3 separate regions of the Homo sapiens genome follow, and all the other regions are linked to region 3. The links are chromatin contacts, found by Hi-C or POLR2A ChIA-PET in ENCODE. All regions are on one chromosome and are shown on one strand. The core of a region is the stretch at or near the end of the contact, and the rest is flanking DNA. Distances in the headings are between cores, read along the strand shown.

Evidence for each region. A loop is a pair of places that touch in the nucleus more often than their neighbours do. ChIA-PET counts read pairs that join two places held with the same protein, here RNA polymerase II (POLR2A). Pooled maps may share reads with other maps.
Region 1: a map of natural killer cell shows a loop between it and region 3 (4-fold over the local background). The contact joins two enhancer-like sites. A Hi-C loop is called at or near these places in 2 of 168 maps with a recorded cell type or tissue (naive thymus-derived CD4-positive, alpha-beta T cell and natural killer cell), 26 of 37 single-sample maps with no recorded cell type and 16 of 50 pooled maps. POLR2A ChIA-PET finds 5 or more read pairs at or near these places in 2 of 52 experiments (AG04449 and OCI-LY7).
Region 2: a loop to region 3 is called in a map with no recorded cell type, with 7 times the contacts of the local background. The contact joins two enhancer-like sites. A Hi-C loop is called at or near these places in 2 of 37 single-sample maps with no recorded cell type and 4 of 50 pooled maps.

Annotation. Positions count from the first base shown.
Region 1 is chr4:3,046,126-3,049,424 of GRCh38, reverse strand. It overlaps HTT-AS. Among named protein-coding and RNA genes, the nearest start is that of HTT, 27 kb to the left of the region's middle. RefSeq lists an enhancer at 1,356-1,715. Within about 2 kb of position 1,809, at least 14 of the 41 ENCODE cell types and tissues checked have a DNase peak (open chromatin) inside an H3K27ac peak, as active enhancers do; they include OCI-LY7 and natural killer cell, where a contact is called at or near this core.
Region 2 is chr4:3,387,437-3,390,702 of GRCh38, reverse strand. All of the region lies in intron 4 of RGS12 (regulator of G protein signaling 12), which reads right to left. Among named protein-coding and RNA genes, the nearest start is that of HGFAC, 53 kb to the left of the region's middle. RefSeq lists enhancers at 1,634-1,783, 2,474-2,743. Within about 2 kb of position 1,667, at least 14 of the 41 ENCODE cell types and tissues checked have a DNase peak (open chromatin) inside an H3K27ac peak, as active enhancers do.
Region 3 is chr4:3,200,475-3,204,037 of GRCh38, reverse strand. It overlaps HTT (huntingtin), which reads right to left. Exons shown (of 67, transcript NM_001388492.1): 42 at 1-31. Among named protein-coding and RNA genes, the nearest start is that of MSANTD1, 47 kb to the left of the region's middle. RefSeq lists a silencer at 882-981. Within about 2 kb of position 1,902, at least 15 of the 41 ENCODE cell types and tissues checked have a DNase peak (open chromatin) inside an H3K27ac peak, as active enhancers do; they include OCI-LY7 and natural killer cell, where a contact is called at or near this core.

The sequences.
Region 1 (3,299 bases), core at 560-3,059, 150 kb after region 3:
GGAGATGGAGTCTTGCTCTGTCACCCAGGCTGGAGTGCGGTGGTGCAGTCTCAGCTCACTGCAACCTCTGCCTCCTGGGTTCAAGCGATTCTCATACCTCAGCCTTCCGAGTAGCTGGTATTACAGGTGCCTGCCACCACACCAAGCTAATTTTTGTATTTTTAGTAGAGATGGGTTTTTGCCAAGTTGGCCAGGCTGGTTTTGAACTTCTAACCTCAGGTGATCCGCCCACCTCGGCCTCCCAAAGTGCTGGGATTACAGGCATGCACCACCACGCCTGGCCATGAGACTCTTATCTTTGAGTATCTGTTCCTTGCTTATGCCTCTATGAATAATAGAAATGAAAAGACGATCTGTTGTGTGCACTTATGGGGTATACTTTCATTTGTGAAGGATTTTGCAGCCAGCCTTATACACGGATAACTTTATACTTTGATAGATAAAAGATGAAGGTCCAGTGTAGGTGAGAAACTTTAATGAGACATATGTTGCCTGTAATCAGTCAGAAACAGAATATCGGTTCACTCCTCTTAACCCACACTATGGGTTAAAGAGGGCATTGCCAGGAGGGCTTTACTCTTCCAGAAGGGCATCACTTTTCCATGGTTTAGAGTAAAAGAGGCCATAACCAGAAATGTATCCCTCATGATAGGCTGTATAGCAGACTCTACTGTAAAGGCTATAGTTACACAACAGACTTTCAATTCCCTTGTGAAAGGTATGCTAAATAATAGAATTGACTAAACAGAAAAGTAGTACCTGTGCAGCTGCTGGCACCTGTGGCCTAGGGAGAAATACATCAGGTATTATAGAGATTCAGTTGTGGGAGATTAATGAAAAGGCCACTTAGTTGAGTGAGTAGCCTCTTATCTAGCTCATTGTCTGATCTATTTGATTTGGGGTGGTTTGGTGTATAGGGACCCTGGGTAAGGAGCATACTGCAAACTCTTGGTATTATCCTCCCAGTAATCATAATAATAGTCTCCCTGGTGCGCTGCATTCTCTCAAAGGTTTTAAATGTCTGCATGCAGCCATCTCTAGAACAACAAATGGTCTCTCTTCAACTGGAATGGCAGAAGCTGAAAGAAATGTGTGACCATGAGGACACCGTAACCTATGAATGACGTGCTGAGACCAGAAACCCAAAACGATGGTAACTGAGAGTGGTGCTAAGGCCCTAAGTTTTGGTCACACTCTCGCCTGTAGGGTCCAGCCCTACTGGGCCTGTGGGTTTTTCTCCTCACCTGCGGAGATGAGAGATCACAGAAATAAGGACACAAGACAAAGAGATAGAAGAAAAGACAGCTGGGCCCAGGGGACCACTACCACCTAGACACGGAGACTGGTAGTGGCCCCGAATGCCTGGCTGCCCTGTTACTTATTGGATACAAGACAAGGGGGCAGGGTAAGGAGTGTGAGTCATCTCCAATGATAGGTCAGGTCACGCAAGTCACGTGTCCACCGGACAGGGTGCCCTTCCCTGTTTGGTAGCCGAGGCGGAGAGAGAGAGGAGACAGCCTACGTCATTATTTCTTCTATGCATTTCAAAGACTTTAGCACTTTCACTAATTCTGCTACTGCTATCTAGAAGATGGAGCCAGGTGTACAGAGCGGAACATGAAAGTGAAACAGGAGCGTGACCGCTGAAGCACAGCATCACAGGGAGATGGTCAGGCCTCCGGATGGCTGTGGGCGGGCCTGACTGATGTCAGGCCTTCCACAAGAGATGGTGGAGCAGAGTCTTCTCTAACCCCTCCGCCCCTCTCCCCTGGCCAAAGGGAGACTCCCTTCCCTGGTCGGCTAAGTAACAGGTGCCTTCCCAGGCACTGTCATTACCACTAGACCAGGGAGCCCTCTAGTGGCCCTGTCTGAGCGTGACAGAGGGCTCACACTCGTCTTCTGGTCACTTCTCACCCTGTCCCTTCAGCTCCTATCTCTGTATGGCCTGGTTTTTCCTAGGTTATAATTGTAGAACAAAGATTATTATAATATTGGAATAGAGTAATGCCACAAACTAATGATTGATAATAGTCATATCTAATCATATCTATAATCTATTTCTAGTATAACTATTCTTTTTGTTTTGTTTTGTTTTGTTTTTGTTTTTGTTTTTTGAGACAGAGTCTCGCTCTGTCACCCAGGCTGGAGGGCAGTGGCGCAATCTCGGCTCACTGCAAGCTCCGCCTCCCGGGTTCATGCCATTCTCCTGCCTCAGCCTCCCGAGTAGCTGGGACTACAGGTGCACGCCACCACGCCCGGCTAATTTTTTGTATTTTTAGTAGAGACGGGGTTTCACCGTGTTAGCCAGGATGGTCTCGATCTCCTGACCTCATGATCTGCCCACCTCGGCCTCCCAAAGTGCTGGGATTATAGGCGTAAGCCACTGCGCCCGGCCTAGTATAACTATTCTTATTCTATATATATATTTTTTATTATACTGGAACAGCTTGTGCCCTCGGGGTCTTGCCTTGGCAGCTGGGTGGCTTGCCGCCCACACTCACCTAAGTGAGAACCTGGACAGAAAGGGGAATTTATTAAAATAAAATTATGGGAGGCCATTGTTTTGGACTGAGCTCATGCACTATGTCCCAACAGACTAAGCCAAACAAAAATGGAGTCACTCATGCTAAATGTGACATAATCAAACTAAGACTTTAAGGAAACACATAGATCCTAACAGATTCCCCTATAAACAGGACGTTCCAGCATAAGGAGGTACCCTCAGTCCTTGTTCCTACCTTTGCAAAACTCACTGTTCTACTGTTTCTCAGAGGGTTTCAGGACCAAATAAGTACATTTACGATGGTGATAGTGACATCAATGACTAAAGTTTTGGTCAATCTCTCAAAATTGAGAAAATGACCAAAAGGGTGGAATTGTTAAAGCAAACTAAATATGGCCTGAGAAGGACTCCATACTTCTCTATTTGAGTCCTTGTGGACGAACTGCAACCTAACTTAATTGGTAGACAAGACTGAAACCCTGACATCCTCACTTGGGAGTCTGCACCTGTGGCAGTACCTGAGTCTTGGCCAATCCCAGCAGCCGTACTTCACTCGTACACTGCTGAGAGTTCAAACTGTGTCCAAATAAGGCAAATGCCGAGCTGCAACCAACCCAGCTGTTTCTGTACTCACCTCCAATTTCTATATGTCACTTCCCTTTTTTGTCTATAGATTTGTTCTGACCACGAGGTATCCCTGGAGTCCCTCTGAATCTGCTGTGATTCTGGGGGCTGCCCAATTCGTGAATCGTTCATTGCTCAATTAAACTCATTTAAATTTAATTTGGCTGAAGTT
Region 2 (3,266 bases), core at 418-2,917, 190 kb before region 3:
TCGGCCTGTCAGCTGTGGAGCTGCAGGTGGAGCCCGAATCTTCCGCCATGGCCAGGTCTGAGCTCCAAAGGCCCGCGTGTTGGGTGAAGGCACTGGAAGAGCCTGGCAGGCGCGCAGAGCAGCCCAGGAGGAGGCGGCGGCAGTGGGTCCACCCCGCAACACCAGTCACACAGGAGTTTCTGCTTCTGTGCTTGTGTGTGCTTTTTGAGAAGGTTTCACGACTAAAAGGAAAATCACTGAAAGCCACTGTCCCCGCCCAAGCCTCGCCCTGACGCTCTGGCTGATGTCTGCTGAACACCCGATCATTCACTCAACAGACAGCTCTCGTGCCAGCCGCTGTGCCGGGTGCCGGGACAACTCTGACCTGCCACGTGGAGGTCACACCAGCTGGGGGGACAAAAGCACCAACACAGATGAATAATTAAAATGATGGAAGCTGCCCCTAGCACGGGCAGGAAATTGACAGTGGCCATCGCTCAGGATGGGGGCAGGTGGTCAGGAAGGGAAGAGGGAAACCGCATGTGCCTGAGGCACCATTGGAGACCAGGGTGGGACGCAGGATGGTTGGGGGAACAGGGGCTCTGAGCTGGTGGAGGGGTCCAGTGCAGGGGCTGGGCAGATCACTGCTGCTGCTGTGGGGGCAACCACCAGCGTTCAGGAGAAGGGAGCGGGAGGATGGCTGCAGAGACAGGGCCAAGACTGAGGTCTGCATGGAGGACGAGTAGGGGGGCAGCTGAGTGGACAGAGTGGGGTCAGGGCAGAGCTGAGGCACAAGGCATGAGGAGGACATGGGGATGGAGGACTGCGACTAGTACGTGTCGGGGGTCCCCAGGGTGAGGCTGCGAGAACGGAGTGTTTGAGAAGCAGCTGGAGCACCGGGGTCATGTATGTGGGGTGTCATGTGGACCTGCCACCGTCCCCCAAAGCCAGAGCCGCACAGTTCCCCGGCTTTCCTGCTGGCACAGACGCCGTACGCAGGAGGAGGTGGGCGCTCTGGGAGCTCCCCGATAGTCTCCACACCCCGACTTCAGAAGGTGAGGTGGTCACAGCGGGAACATCCACCTGTGGAGGCTGCAGTGGGTGAGGGGATTCTGGCAGGCCTCTTGGCACAGAGCTTGACCAACGGAGGAAGCCACAAGAACGGGCTTCTGTGCGGCCGCGGCTCCAGCTCTGTGCAGAGCCAGACCAGGAGAGGTGAGAGGTTCCTTTTTCCAGGAGCAACCGGGCATCTTCCTTTTCTCATTTCTTCACAACGCCCCATCTCCCTCCAGCTCGACCTCACACTTCTGTCTGAATAACTTCCCACAAGGCAGACCATTCCCCTGCTAAGCCTCTCTATAATGCTAGAATGTGCTTCCTTCTCTCCAGCTGGAATCTGCTCCCTGCCCCCACCCACAGCCCTGCCGTGCCCCCCAGAGACCAGCTGTAACCCTTTTTCCCGAGGGCACTCTTTGGCTACAAACGGGTGGCCATTATCAGCCCCTTTCTTCTGAAAAAGTGAAAAAACACACTCCAACTTGACAAAGATTGCCAAAATAGCATAGTCCAACTTCCTTAAAACCGAGCCACAAAACTAAAACTCTCCAGCGAGAGCCTAAGCTATAAAAGCACGATACGCGTCACAGAATGAAACCGTGGCATGAACACGAACTCTCTCACTGGCACGGCTCGTTGAACACAAAATATTTCTAAGTGAGTGATCTATTAATCACCAAAACTAGACAGGATGACCAGGCAGAGACAGCCCAGCTGAGCAGATTGCTCCCCAAGCCAACTCCTCAGTCCCTCCTTGGAACTCGGGGAGCATTTTTCCCATAAAAACACTGGGGTGCTGGAGTTCCCAGGCCCACCTCAGTGCACTGAGTCTCCCACTGACCACAGCCTATAAAAAGATCTCTGTGTGGAAACACAGCCAGAGTTTCCCTGGGACCACCCCCCCACCCCGACCCCGCCCAGGCTCCTGTCACTGCCGTGGAGGGCAGGGTGTGGGGGAGGGGGCCTCTTTCTGCCTGAGGCACCAGAAGGGGCAGCAGGGGCTGCAGGCGCTGGAGGGTCCAGGGCTGGAGCGGGGGACTCTCCAGGACCATGGGGCTGGGCGTGTGGAGGCCCAGGGCTGGGGGGTGGGTGGGAGCCAGGGTGGAGGGGCCTCTCAGCCAGGGCTTTCCCCTGCAGGCCTGAGTCTGGCCATCTCACCTGCAGACTACTGTGAGCTGCTGGATCTCCCCACTCTGCCTCGGTGCCCTACATCTAACAACGGCAGAATGTGACACCGATCTAGAGCTCATGTGCACATTAAACAAGATAACTGGCTCTTTTTACTCTTATAAGCAAAGAAACTGAAGATGGAAAAATAACAAAAACACAAAAAGGAACTAAATAAACATCCAGCCCGCCCACTGCGGTTCCTGAAATTCAGGGTGTGCTGATGACTGTCTCCTCCCTCCCGTCTCCTCCTCCCTCCCGTCTCCTCCTCCCTCCCGTCTCCTCCTCCCTCCCGTCTCCTCCTCTGTGACTGGGGCTCTCCATGGAGGGACGGGCCTGTCCCAGTGGCCCCAGGGTCTGACACTGGGAAAAGAAGGAGGAGCAGGGGGTGGAAAGCCCTAGCACCAGGGGATCTCTGCGTGGCCAGGATACACTTCCTCAGAGGGACACACAGAGCCAGCGTGGCGAGGAGCCAGGACACACTTCCTCAGAGGGACACACAGAGCCAGCACGGCGAGGAGCTAGAGACTTCCCACCCTTGGGAGGTGCAGGTTTTTAAACAACTGTAAAATGGACACATAACACAACTCTGGGTTCCTGCATCTATTGCTGACAGAAGCAATCTTTTGGAGGCAAATAAAACTTATTATATATGGTGAAACTAAACATATTAGGCAAATCTTTCATGTATAAATTGCCTGCAAGAAATGAATGTCTTCTGCCAGAAAGGAGAAGTGAGAACACGGCAGAAAGAGAAAGCATGAACAGATCATTCAAAACACCGGTCACTTTATCCTGGATTTGGTTCCGGGTCCTGTTTCTTTTCATTAAGGAAGTTTATCCTCCCTCCACCTTAAGACTGATTAAATGACATGATTTTCATTGTACATAAAATAGGAAATAGAATTCCTTTTATTCTACAAAATACATCTCCACCACACGAGTGTCGGGATCCCTCTGGTCTCGGCTTCAGGTGCCAGTGCGTGTGTAACCCAAGATATGCTCCTCCTCCTACAGAGCCGCTGGCCCACAAGGGCTCTGAGCTCTGTCTGCCCACCTGGGGT
Region 3 (3,563 bases), core at 653-3,152:
AAGTAACTTTGTGCTGGACAGACTGTGTCTTCTAGAAGGAGCAACAGATGCATTGACAATGTTTCTGGATGGCAGTGAGCTTATTTGCAAAATACTGAAGATGATTATGTTTAATTCTAGTTCTAAAACAGACAAGTTGTTTTAAATATTGCCATATCAGAATGTTGTATGTGTAATATATACTCTCAGTTATCTATTCCTAAGCTACAATAAACCACATATGAAAAACTAAAGAAAACAGAATTTAACAGGCAGAAAATTAAAATGCTTGCCTGAATAGCAAAATCCACCATAAAGCTGCACATTCAATCAGCACCTTTATTTCAGAACTCACACTGGCTATGTTTGATAATTGAGCAATTGCTTTTGAAATTCTCCATCTGCCGTGAAAGTTGCCAACTGCCAGAATGAAAACCTCCCTGCTTTCATGTTTTACTGTTCGTTTCCCAATGAAACATCACCACTCTAAACATGTTGATGTTATACGTTATGGAAATCCTGTTTAAAAACACTTCTTCCCCACTAACACAGGTTATTTCACTCTACACTGACTTCTCACTTTATTGTTTTTTTCTTTTTGAATACGTGGGAATTATAAACCTTGAGACTCTTGGCTCTAGTCCATACAGTTAAAATGTTGACACACTCCCAAACTGCCCCTCTGACCTTCAGGGTCTGACCGAGCGACGTCCTTCCCATTGCGGCAAAGGGCCTTAACGGGGACAGAGGTCACATCAAGCTAAGAATATTCTGAAATACAACAACTTTTCCTGTAATCCCTCAGGATTTAGAAGAGAACTGGTAAAAACCAAAATTCTACAGATTTAAACTTTTTAAAAAGTGCCTTTTCTCTGTTTCCCAACTGGTGAAGTGAAAACAAACTACAGCCTAGCCATACAATGCTCAGCAGTTGCAAGGAGCGAGCCACCGACGCGTGGGCAACACGCGACAGAACTTTAGACACTGCTCACCGAAAGGGGCCAGACTCAGAAGGCTGCACACCGCGTGGTTCCGTTTCTTTCTTTTTTCCCCAGAGACAACGTCTTGCTGTGTCACCTAGGCTGGAGCACAGTGGCACGATCATAGCTCACTGTAACCTCTAACTCCTGAGCTCAAGTGATCCTCCTGCCTCAGCCTCCCAAGCAGCTGAACTACAGGGACGTGATTGTAATTTTTAAATTTTTTTTTTCTGGAGATGGGGTCTTGCTAGGCAGCCCAGGCTAGTCTTGAACTCCCAGCCTCAAGTCATCCTCCCACTTCAGCCTCTCAAAATACTGGGATTACAGGCATGAGCCACCACACCTAGCCTATAGATTCTATTTCTATGGCCTTCTGCAATGGGCTGAACAGAGGGACAGAGCACGGATTGGTGGTTAGACCTGGGGAGGGGCAGGATGTGGCAGAGGAAGAGGGAACTGTTTGAAGTGACAGCACTCCTCTATATCTTGATGTGGTTGGGGGAGGGGGGCTGTTACTGACTACAGTTGATAGAAAAGTACATTTTACTGTATTGTAAATTATGTGTCAATGTGAAAACTAACGAACAGGAAACGTGCCCTTTCTCAGTGGGCCGTCCTGCCAGCGCAGTGTGACTTACACTCAAGCTGTAATTGTGCACTTTGCAATAATACAGCTATAGGGTAATGAGCCTCTGAAAGAGAAGAGGCAGTATTTGCAATTCAAATATGAGCAGTAGACATAAAGAAGGTCCACTGTCAACTCAAATTCAGCCCCAATTTGTAGCAGCACAAGCCCCCCCAAATCTCAGGCCATACACCGCCCGGTACTGGTGGCGAATGAATGTCCCAAATCTAGGGTGACTCAGAACAAGATGAGCTGGGAAGTGACCAACACATCATGTGTACCACAACACACCCACAAGCGCCAAAGTATAGGCAGGACTCTAACAGTTCACCAAGAGGTAAGACAGATTGAGAGTGAATCATAAACCCACAGTGACAGAGTCCATAAGAGAGGGGCTAGGCTAGGGCAGGACCCACATAAGGACCTCCTGGAGCAGAGCACCCAGTGTCGCCTGGAGCCAGCTCCCATCTGGGAGCCAGCCTGAGAGGAGATGCACACAAACCGAGAGAGGGTCAAGAGTAAGCAGCAGGAATTTCTGCAACTGGATACAGCAATTTTATGGCTGCTGAGTCTATGGCTAAAAAAAGAGCAGCTGTGTTTTGTATTTCACACTTCTAGTAATTCATTTTTCTCATCTCATGGAAATAAAAAGATACTCATCCCCCACCACCCACAGCTGGAAAAACACAGTGCTAAGAGCAGGGGTTTAAACCAGAACAGCTCTGCTCTCTATGGGCATCTTGGACACTTATGGGGATTTATTTTTTCCTTCCACCACGGGGACACCTTAGACACTCACATGCTTGTTACATATTATCTTAATTTTACCTTTACATTACCATTAAAGAACGATATTTTTTGAAATTTAATTATTAGGTTAAAAATCCATTGATCCATTAATTTTTTTTTTTTTTTTTTTTTTTTGAGATGGAGTCTCACTCTGTCACCCAGGCTAGAGTGCAGTGGCGCGATCTCAGCTCACTGCAACCTTTTCCTCCTAGGTTCAAGCGATTCTCCCGCCTCAGCCTTCTGAGTAGCAGGGACTACAGGCACCTGTCACCATGCTCGGCTAATTTTTGTTATTTTCAGTAGAGACAGCATTTCATCATGTTGGCCAGGCTGGTCTCGAAGTCCTGGCCTCAGGTGATCTGCCCGCCTTGGCTTCCCAAGGTGCTGGGATTATAGGCATGAGCCACCACGCCCAGCCTAATCTATTAATGTTATTTCAGGATAATAGAAGGAACAATACAGAAGGTTATAAAGGAAAACTGGATCAGAGGGGGTCACGAAACAGTCACAGAATTTACCTACATTTACAAAAAGCTGTAGTTTGCCCTCAGAGGGCTGAATGAAGACGCTTGCTGAATTCCAAACTAAATTTACCTTTGGTTTATTTCTTTTAAACACTCATCATCTAAGCATTTCTGTTACTCCAATTCAGGGGACACAATTCCCAGATTCAGAGCTTTCTGATATAACATCAGAGTAAGCAGGCCCATCTGTCAGAAAAGGAGTGATCTGCTGAATCCGCAGCTGATTTCTATGCACGTTAAAGCAGCACAGAACTAGGAGACACTGACTTTCTGTCTCCTGCCCCCACAGTGCTCAGTCATCGTAACAGGCCTAAGACATCCACCAAGCATTTCAAATGTCGTCACTGGTCTGTCTCCTCCAACAGAATGACCAGACCCCACTACATACGGCACAGAGTGGATGGTTAAGAATGCCTCCCAACAGTGGACTTTCCAGCTGAGTGCCATGAACTGGCCCTACTGGGAGCCCTGGCAGCACAAGGTCCAGTATCCATACTGAGCAGAGAGGCACGGCAGCACCTGCCCTCTTTTGTCTCCAGAACTTCTTTTCCCCAGCGTGGGATCTTGAGCCTTCCAGAAATACTGTGCTGAGGATTCAGCTGGGCGGGGGCCAGGGTTGGGGGTGGTCACAGCTTTTATTTCCATACATATACAAATAATGGAGTG